Linked DNA regions of Homo sapiens: region 2 is linked to region 1. Evidence: read pairs that join two places in POLR2A ChIA-PET (ENCODE). Cell type or tissue: MCF 10A. All regions are shown on one strand. Links, peaks and the distances in the headings refer to the core of each region. The heading gives the core; the rest is flanking DNA.

Region 1 (5,387 bases), core at 127-5,126:
ACTCATTTTAAGAGAAATTTTGAGACAATAAAATGGATTATCAGTAATAATATATGTATTTTAACTTGCAACTAAATTAATATTTCCTTTTTTAATTTGTTTTCTATGTTTTCTGTGTTTAGTTTTCAAGCTGAAAGAAAACAGGCTGTATTATGCATACAGTATCTACAATTGCACATTCAAAAACTGAGTTATATCATTTCTCAATATTAATTGAAGAAATGATTAGAATCCCTATAGAAAGTAATGCTGTGTTCATTTACTCAATTACTTTGATGAATGCCTTCCTGAAGCTGTCCTCACTCCCCCTCATTGCTTCTCCAAGGTATGGAAATAGGCAGCCCCATACTGCCACATGTCTATGTTACATATGTGTTATACCATGTTATCCTGGGTAATGAGTCATCCTATCTGACTGGCTGGGAACCATAAGGTGTTCTCCTTCTCTCAAGATTTTTGCCCCTTGAAATAATCTTCCTGTTTCGTCTCACACCAAAGAGTCCCTATTCTTATATGCTTCTGGAGTTTCCATATTTGAGTTCTTCTGGCAATGACGGCCAGAGAGAAAGGAGAGGAAAGGAACCCACCAGTAGCTGTCTTTCTGCTGCCTGTCTGAGTACAGGTATATACAACGATGACGGGGGACATGGTGCGTGCAAACACATGATGAGCGTGAGCCATGCCAAGCGGGGACCTGAGTGAGGACCACTTACAGGTGTGGTGACAGAGGGAAGATGGACTTGGGTCCAGAAAGACGGGACAGAGAGATGGGCAGGAAAAGGGAGAGTACTTCACATGAGGAGAAGCTGAGAGACGGCAGAAGTGCACATGGGTATTTTGAGAGAAGCAGGCTGGGGTGGTTGGCACTGAGGCGCAGAGAGAAAGTGGTGGGAGACAAGAAAAACAGGGTTGGAAATGAGGCTCACAGTAGATTCTAGAGATCCAGGAACGTCAGGCTAAAGCACCTGGCCTTTATCTTGCAGGCAACAGGGAATCTTAAAAGGCTGTGCGTGTGTGTGTGTGTGTGTGTGTGTGTGTGTGGTAAACGAACGGGATGAGTGCTATCAAACCTTGGTATTTTTCTTAAGTTATATAAAATAAATTATTTTCTATTTTATTCTTAGCCAATAAACGGGATCGAGTGGCAACTAACAAAAACTAGCCAACTCTGTCAAAAAGATCTCCACATCAGAAACCAAGACCTGGAAGCTGTAAGAAGCCTGGATCCACACAAACGACTGCTTAGCATTCAAATACTCCCCTCCCAGAACACTTGATGTGTTTCTTGCATATCTGACTTACTCTGCTGGCCATCTACTGACAAAAGCAATCTCTTCCCAGATGAAAATTTCTCTGGCCCTTTCTCTTTGTTTGTTTTTGGTATTGTTTAAAAAACAGCATTTCAAATTCCTTCAGCCTTCCAGGAAAGCAGACAGATGTGTAAACTAGATTCCAAAGCACTAAGACTTCTGCTTCTTAATAAGCTGGGACACAATCATGCCCTGGAAGCAAAAGTGAATAGAATTTCCTCATTCACGAAGGGTCTACTGTTGATTTTCTAAAAAGAAACAAAACAGTAACCAGATGGTAGTTGACAGGGCAACTTTAAAGACAAGTATTTGTTTTGATCTCATTCCTAAGGGAAAGAAAGTTAGATAATTAATAGCAGGAAAGAACAGGAGAGAAAGGCTAGAGGAGAAGAAATATCAAAGATAATGTATAAAGAGAAATGTGAGGAGAAATGGATATTGGAAAATAAGGGGAAAAAATAGCCAGTTCTAGAAAAATAGAAAATGGGATGAAATGAAATATAACTGCACATTTTTCACTAAATCGTTGCCTAGGAAACAACTAGGAGTGTTTCTCCCTGTACTGAATAATCGTTGAGAAACACACTGGACTTAGGGTCTCTTGGCTTTATTGTATCAACTGGGAAACTTACGTGTCAGTCATAGTAGTTATGAGCACCATGCTTTCTATATCATGCTTCTAACAACAGAAGTAGTCAGTTTCAACAATTTTGGAGGGTAATAGCAGAGGAATTGTAAGTTTGAAACCTACAAACACAGGCAGGTTGAGACTTGAAAATCTGATTAGTCTAGGATGACACATTAGTATGTGTAACACTAAGCAACAAACCGTGGAAAAGTCAATTAGAAAAGCAGCTGAAGGCCCATTTGGCAATGTGAGATCATCTTTACAGTTTGCCTGGTATCTGTTGAAAACCAGTTTTCCATATAAAGAGCCTGGTGCACTTAAAGTCATATAGTGTGGAGGCAAAGTTTCACGTTACAAAGCAGTTCTTTATCCTCCATTAGCGTACAGCCCCTATGGATCTTATTATCACTGTTTTCCTTTTAATCTAATAATTATAAAGAACAAAAAGCATTAAAAAATGCTTTACTGCTCCCATTTGAATTTGTCTTTCCTATAGTTTAGTGAATTTTGCAGAAAATATTTATATACATTGTCTTAAATAAGCCCATCTCTATAAAGCTGTCCCTCCTCTATTTATTGGGCTGAATTCTCAGCGTGTGCGTGCAGGCAGGCATGCATATGTGTGTGTGTGTGTCTGTGTACACATGCGCATACATGTGCACTTAGAGAATTGTGACAGGGGTAGGGAAAACAGGTGTGGGAGGGATTGTTTTTCATAATGACTCATACTATCCTTTTCCTAAACAAAAGCAGGAGTTAAGAGTTTGAGAACGTTTGCTGTTGGTTGGAAATAGACCATGGTTATTTCATCTTATTTTTTTCTTCACATTAACATAGAGAAGTTTTCTATAAATTTGTAAGGTCATACATATCCTATCCTGTGAGATAGAGTGAATCCTAAATTGTAAATATTTTTATTTAGAGACAAATTGGAAAGGCATAACAAAACAAATAAGAAATTATCTCGGGCTCCTGACAAATGTTTGAATTGTATCCTTGGAATTCATTTTGTCAAACATTTACTCATCCTTGTATTGGTATTGACTTGTCACTTTCATTTATTATAGAAAAAAATAAAATCTCAGTTCATAACAGGACCAGCAGCAAAGCAAACATGACATTCAACCCTCGGCCATCTGTCTGGATCTAGGTCAAGATTGTTTCCAAAACTGGAATGAGGCAGAGAAAGCCAATAAAATCTTGATGGGTTTTTATTTTGGTTGTATTTATGTGTTTTCCTGGTTTTAAAAAAAATACTGGGGAAAAAACGGTCAGTTATAATATGTACCATATCTCTGCATATTTCACAACATTTAGACATAATTTATGTATGTATATATTCTTTCTTCTAGATCTTATGTTTTAGTGAGGAAGACAGCTACATATCTTAATTCTAAGTAAATCTCACAAATAAGCAAAAAAATTTAATTCAAGAATACTGATTATCATAAAACAAATAATTGCAGAAGTTCCAATAAAAATTTGATATTACAATGTTAGTATAGTATATATCTTACCTACTGCCTCTCAGGCTATACTCAGAGATTAGCAATTAGCTGAGTGTATGTCCCTAACTCTCCTCAAATATATGAAAAAATTGGCCCAGAGATTTTTAAAAATTCTGTTCTGAAAAAAGTCTATAGATTTTTCTATTTAAAAATTCCTTATATAAAAATTAAGAAAAGATAAAACTTGGGAACATATTTATAATTACATAGATAATATAAGTGAATACAAATAAAACAATAAGAAAAGTATTAGTATTCTAATTTTAAAATAAAATTCCAGAAAGAAGTTCACAAAGGAGAAAAAACATGTGTTTAAAAAAATAATAAAAAAAACATGTGTTTAAAAAAATATACAAGTTGTTTCTGTTTTGTTTTTTAAACTATTGCATTAGCCAAAATGAACCAACAGTGCAGTGGTTAAGAAGATGAACTCTGGAGACAGACAAAACTGACTGGCATTGCTGTTCAACTTTTATAGGTTGTGGGGCCTAGGGCAAGTCTCCATTTTCCTACTAAAAATTGGAAATAGCAATAGCACCTATCTCATAGTGTGATGAATGAAGATTTAAATGAGATGACTGTTATGTGCTTAACACAGTGCCTACCATATATTAAGAGACTGATTTTAATGAATTATCGTCATTCAAGCAAGTGGAAATGTAAAATGGTACAGATATTTTAATAAGGATCTGGAAAATGTATTGATGAAATATTAAGCTGTCTTTAACATGCTTCAAATAGTTTTTAAAAACAGAAAAATGGACCTAGCAATCACAGTTTGGGAAGCACAATGAATTAAATGTTCTTATATTTTCCCTTAGCCAAGGCTGTCAACTGTTTTTTTTTTTTTTAGACGGAGTCTTGCTCTGTTGCCAGGCTAGAGTGCAGTGGTGCAATCGCGGCTCACTGCAACCTCTGCCTCTCAGGTTCAAGCAATTCTCCTGCCTCAGCCTCCCAGGTAGCTAGGACTACAGGTGTGCGCCACCACCCCCAGCTAATTTTTTGTATTTTTAGTACAGACGGGGTTCCACCATGTTGGCCAGGATGGTATGAATCTCTTGACCTCGTGATCTGCCCGCTTTGGCCTCCCAAAGTGCTGGGATTACAGGCGTGAGCCACCCAGCCGGCTGTCAATGTTTAAGCTGTTTTGACTCAATACCTTATTCTATAAGAATTTGTGTATGTATAAGCAAAACAGCAACAACAAAAAAACACTAAACAATTAAAACTCATCAATGTCTGGCAAAGGAGATGTTTTATTACTATTGTAGAGTAAATTCTGTATCTAACTTTAAAAGTTTGAAAATGAGATTCTATATATGGAAGTTAAGAAATTTATTTCACATATATTCTCTGGAGGTATATTAATTTTTAAACAACTTTTGGTAATGCCCACAGGTCTCCAAAATTTCAAGTTTATATTTTTAAAAACTCAGTATCTGCAAGTTTATACTTAAATTCAGTAAACTTCTTGATTTGTAAATATACTGACATTTTCTACTAGTCAGATAACTGAATGATTCAACCATATTGTTCACTTTTTATGTGTTATGATATTATAGAACTATGAAGTTATCACCAGTTTAGATTACAAGATTCTTGAAAGATTCTTATAGTTTGTTTAATATATTTACAATACATCTATAGCTACTGATAGTTAGGCTACTTAATCTCTAAGAAATACAGAGATATTAGGCATAAAACATATTTTAAACTAAGAAAACATCTTTTCCATTTGATGAATTATGCACAGCAAAACAAACCTGTTAGGTAACAATAAATATTCATATAAGTAATATTTATATAGATATCATCTATCATTTTTCTATATATATTATATAGCACCTTGTAGAATATTTTGACATATATTCTGAATAAAAGACTTCCAGTATATAAGATTTACAAAGGCTAAGTTAGATAGTAAGTTTTTAATTTTCTGCG
Region 2 (5,387 bases), core at 190-5,189, 65 kb after region 1:
ATATGCCTTAGGTGGCAGGAAGACTGGAATATTGGAAAACACAGGTGTTCATAGTCACTAGAATGTAAATCTTTAACCAGCCCTGCTTTCCACTCCCTCCCTCTCCGCCACCACACCTCCCTCCCAGCCCTGCTTTTAATAGCTTGGCCAACTCGGGTGATTCACTTAACCTCGCTGATGCAGAGATCACTCATTTGTACATAGAAGCTAGAAATACCTACCTTGCAAAGCTTTTGTGAGCATTGGTGATATGAAAAAGGCATAGCTTACTATCTGGCACAGCATCAGCCCTCAGTAAGTGGGCTGGTGGTGATTGTCACATTAAGTGGTGACAGGGGATACATGTTTGTAACTCCTTTGAGGATTTGTTTGATTTTATTTTTATCTCTGTCCTCTTTTTGTCAAGTCAGATCTTACAATTCAAAGACAGAAATGCTACCTAACTTCTATAACATATCCTATTATATTAATATATACAGCTAGGGTAAATTGGGCAGCCTACATACCTTTAACAGTTAATTTTTTTTCTCTTTCTAGCTTATGATCTTATATCTAAAAATGTTCTTTCTGTTATTCTACTACCATCTTTCCACCTCACAGTTTCGGAAATGTCAAATGTAACATGAAAGCTCCACAACAAAATTTCTTAGAGGCTGATGTCTGAGATCTAACTCTGGAGAATGTTAGAAACAAATAAATTTCATAAGTGCTATTTTTCCACTGAAATTCTATGTTCATGCAGCATAGCTACATAAATATACATATACAGATGCATGTCCCCACCCATGACATCAGAAGTAGGTATCAGTGTGGACATCCTGGAGAATTCTTCCTGTTGCCACCCAAGGAAGGGTCCCCATTTACTCCTACACTGGCAAGACTGGTGCCACCGAATTTGTGGGTAGGTCACTTTCCATTAGGCTTCATTTCTCAGCAGTGGTTATGTCACAGCCAAAAAGGACTGGGAAGGAAACATGGTGCAATAGACAATTGACTGTGAGAGTAATCATGGGATTTAGACCAGCCCTGAGACTGACACCTATCCCTGGATAAGCCATCTAACTTCTCTGGTGCTTGTGTTTCTCATGTTTAAAATAGAGAAGAAAGTCTAAGTGATTTTTACATAATTCTAAGCTTCTCCATCACCACACCATACTTGGCATCCATCCCAAAGTAAATAAATGGCCAAGACTTTATGGCTTTTTATTATATGATGATAACGATGCGTACCAATTTTCAATCAGAATCTAGATTGGCCTAAGCTGTTGTGTAATTCTCAGACAGGCGACCCTGATCTTGGACACAAACTGAAAATACATGTTTAGTCCAATTAAAACAAGTCATTTGGTTATTACTTGCCCTATATGTATCTATATGTTCATCATGTATTAGACGCATGTATCAAGAACTACTAGGACTTGGGCATCTTCTTGAAAAATAACTTTTGATAAACTCCTCTCAGAAATAGGTCTATTTTACCAATGTACAGAAGTAAATGAAGAGAGTGAAGAAGGGGTTTCAGTCATTTAACATAATTTTTTAAAACAAAATTAAAAACAATTATCCAATTCACAAATGATTTATGGGTTTTTATTCAGTATTTACTTTTTTTTTTTTTTTTTTTTGAAACAGGGTCTTTTTCTGTTGCCCAGGCTGGAGTGCAGTGCAGTGGCACAATCATAGATAAATGCAGCCTCGCCCTCTGGGGCTCAAGCTGTCCTCCTGGCTTAGCCTTTCAAAGTGCTGAGATTACAGGCATGAATCACCATGCCCTGCTTCAGTATTTAACTTTCTTAAAGTTTTGTTTGTTTGTTTTCCTCCAGGCGAGGCTCCCCATTTACTTCTACACTAGAGCTTATGTCATCCTGAAGATACTTTATGATAATAAAAATGTTTTGTACTTAAAATGTGTTATTTAAAAAATCAAAATATTTTGATATAATTTATGCTGCCCTAAAGAGACTTCTCCAAATCAAAAGCATGTGGTTGTAAATCTTTATTCAAAGAGTTAAGAAGCTTATAATAGTTTGAACAGTTCAGAAGACTTTGTTAAATTCTAAAACATGATGTTTTCCCGTTCCCTCGGCATGCTGCATCGGGCAGTGCATGTGCAGGCTCAAACCTGCCTTTGGCATCTCTTTAATGAGCACACTCCCACATCCTTCCCATATCCTAGCCATGCTAAAACATGAGCTTTTCTCTGTACATGGTACACACCTATGGAACTCTGTGCTTTTGCCTGTGCCTATGCCTATGCCTATGTTTGTATCTGGGCCATTGCATTTGCTTTGATGCCCTTTTGTTAAGTTGATAAAGTCCTTATTTAAGGCCTGGCTTAAATAGTCTCTTCACTCTCTAATTCCCTGGGCTACACCTTTTTTGTTTGTTTGTTTGTTTGTTTTTTTGTTTTTTGAGCCAGAGCCTCACTCAGTTGCCCAGGCTGAAGTGCAGTGGTGCGATCTTGGCTCACTGCAACCTTCGCCTCACGGATTCCAGTGATTTTCCTGCCTCAGCCTCCCAAGTAGCTATGATTATGGGTGCTCACCACCATGCCTGGGTAATTTTTGTGTTTGTAGTAGAGATGGGGTTTCACCATATTGGCCAGACACTTCTTGAACTTCTGACCTCAAGTGATCCGCCTGCCTTGGCCTCCCAAAGTGCTGGGATTATAGGCATGAGCCACTGCACCTGGCCCTTGGCTACACTTGATTGTTCTTGCTTCTAGGCTCCCCGGACCTCTGGGTAGTGCCCAGCACATTGTCTTATAGTTAATTGGTTACATTTTATCCCCCAGTCTCCAACTAAGTTATAATTCCTTGAAGATGAAGTCTATCTAATAATCATCCTTGCATCTCTAGATGCCTAACGTAGTAGTCAGTGCTCAAGTAGTGTTTACATTAATTCAGCTGTGTATCTTTAAATTTCAATGGTGGATTATATTGTTTGTGGCCAGGATCAACTGCCTGTAGTCACCAGTAAAGTGTACAATGCAGTAGCAAACCTCTGGAAACCATGGCTAGATGAAGAAGCTATTAGTACTTTAAGGAAAGGTAAGTGAAAGACTTAGTTATTCCTATTTTGCCTCAATTTTTATTCATGTTATTTAGACTTAAATTTTTAATGTTTGCTTGAGTGTGCCACTTCTGGAGCACAGCCCCCAGTTTTTGTGGAGGACAGTGAGTAGTAATGCTGCCTGTGACACAGGTCGTGAACCTGTTTATCTTGCAGGGAGCTCTTCCTGTTTTTCTTCTATTCTTTTTTCTTCTTCTACTCTTAATTAGGTAGGTATGTTCCCCATGGAGCAAAAGCTGAACTTTGGATTTGAATGTAAATAAAAGTGTATGTTTCTAATTGGAAAATTGATTGAGAAGAGAGAATGGACACTAACTTCTAACCAAGCAGCACAATTTTATAAAACAAAGAGCTGGTAAAGTGAGGATAACTAAGCTTTTAACATGGACTTTGAGGTGCTTGGGAAAGTAATGCATAATTAGTGCATAGTAAGGCCTTCCCTGGGTCATGTCTAAAGGCCCTCTGCTCCACTGGCTCTTGACACATCATTATGTAAATCCCTGACATTTTGTGAGCTTAACTGAGGTGTGCAGCTGTTAAACTAAGACTTTGGTGTTTTCAGAATGTTGAGACAAATATTAAGTTAATGGCTAGACTTCTCTCAGTTAAAATACTTCTTTCGGTATTTTTGTTAACCCTTTGGCTTTTGCCACTATTTTGTTATTGTTTTTGCTAGCATGCAGCAAATCATAGTATATATGAATTTGAGACATGATAGCTTAGAATTAGACTATGGTTCTGATTAATCTAGGGAACTATATCTAGTCTTTTTTTTTTTTTTTTTTTTATTAAGATGGAGTTCCACTCTTGTTGCCCAGGCTGGAGTGCAATGGCATGGTCTTGGCTCACAGCAACCTCTGCCTCCTGGTTTCAAGCGATTCTCCTGCTGCAGCCTCCTGAGTAGCTGGGATTACAGGCACCTGCCACCACACCTGGCTAATTTTTGTATTTTTAGTAGAGATAGGGTTTCACTATGTTGGTCAGGCTGGTCTCGGGCTTCTGACCTCAGGAGATCCACCTGCCTCAGCCTCCCAAAGTGCTGGGATTACAGGCATGAGCCACCGTGCCCGGCCTATGTCTAGTCTTACACTTCACATCCTACAAGACACGTGGAGAGCTTATGCAGGTTGAAGGGAGAGCCATAAAGAATGATCAAGATCCCTAAAGAAATGCTCTGCCTTCTAAGGAGACTCAGCATAAAGCAGGGGAGGCAGAAAAAAGCTGAGAAGTGGAATGCAGGCCCTAAGAAAAAGCCATATGAGTTTCATAATGATATCCATTCCAATGATAGCCCTCAAAGATCCAGTTAAACACTGGAGTATAATATTAAGTTAAAAATCATAGAAGCCATCCTGAGAAAGTCTTAAAGGCAAAAGTGATTTGGGGCAGAGATGTCTTGCATGAGGGGCCTCAAACTTTGTCATCCCAGAGGCCCTAGTGAGACCTGTTGTCATTTTCTACTACTTGGACATGAAAGCAGCTTCTCAAAAATAACTTCTGACAAATTCAAACCCAACTGACCTGCTAGTACCATAATAAAAATAATAAGGTGTTGTGACTACAAGAAAGAATAGAGAAAATTAAAGGGGCAGTGATCCATCATGATTGAAAGCTAGGGAAAGCCGTGCATAGTGAGTAGGCTCAGGGCAAAGAAAGCTGGGCCAGATCTTAGTGCCCAGCTCTGAAAGTGCCATTGCAACAGACCCTTGGGTGTCCCACCACCAGTGGTTCAGAGGCGTGGGTGGAATGATGCCTTTAAACCTCCTCTCCCCTGAGATTGTAGCAGCTGTGGTTTGTCTGACCTTTTTTTCCGAGTAGTCTCTAGCAAGATCCATATGTGTTACCATTTTTTGGATTTTATATTTCACAATGTCTCTCATCTTAAGCCCCTAATCATAAAAGTAGAAGTTGATGTGTAAATCTTTCTTTCATAAAACTCAATCTCATTGCTTACTGCCGAAACACTTATTTATCTTTTCATGTGAATATTGGATACAGCTGTTGTTATCTCAATATGTTGGAAGCGATAGCACGGGGCCTGGCACCATAGCAGGTTTGCAGTAAATGCTTGCTAAATCTGATTCTTATCTAATGACAGCCTATCTATGTGCAAACTAAACAATGAGAAATAAGCACCAACCTCCTGACTGGATTGTAAACCTCAGGAATTTGCTTTCACAATGTTTGTGTGTATGTGTATGTTTTCCTAAATGTGTTTTAAAATTGTTTTTATAGGTGGTTTTTATTCACAGAAAGTTACAACTAATCCAAACCTTAGGATCATCAGTCTAAACACAAACTTGTACTACGGCCCA

Evidence for each region. ChIA-PET counts read pairs that join two places held together with the same protein. Peaks named below come from ENCODE experiments on the same cell type or tissue, not always from the same donor. Only the 100,000 strongest peaks of a DNase experiment are listed, where the experiment ranks them.
Region 2: POLR2A ChIA-PET joins it to region 1 with 22 read pairs; 4 of 35 experiments call an interaction of 5 or more read pairs at or near these places.

What each region holds. Positions count from the first base shown.
Region 1 is chr6:122,733,752-122,739,138 of GRCh38, forward strand. No RefSeq gene overlaps it. Among named protein-coding and RNA genes, the nearest start is that of FABP7, 43 kb to the right of the region's middle. In MCF 10A, for the core only: no CTCF peak of the experiment used is centred there; a DNase peak (open chromatin) is centred at 2,120.
Region 2 is chr6:122,798,357-122,803,743 of GRCh38, forward strand. It overlaps SMPDL3A (sphingomyelin phosphodiesterase acid like 3A), which reads left to right. Exons shown (of 8, transcript NM_006714.5): 4 at 2,954-3,050; 5 at 5,308-5,387. Among named protein-coding and RNA genes, the nearest start is that of SMPDL3A, 12 kb to the left of the region's middle. RefSeq lists a silencer at 1-222. In MCF 10A, for the core only: no CTCF peak of the experiment used is centred there; no DNase peak of the experiment used is centred there.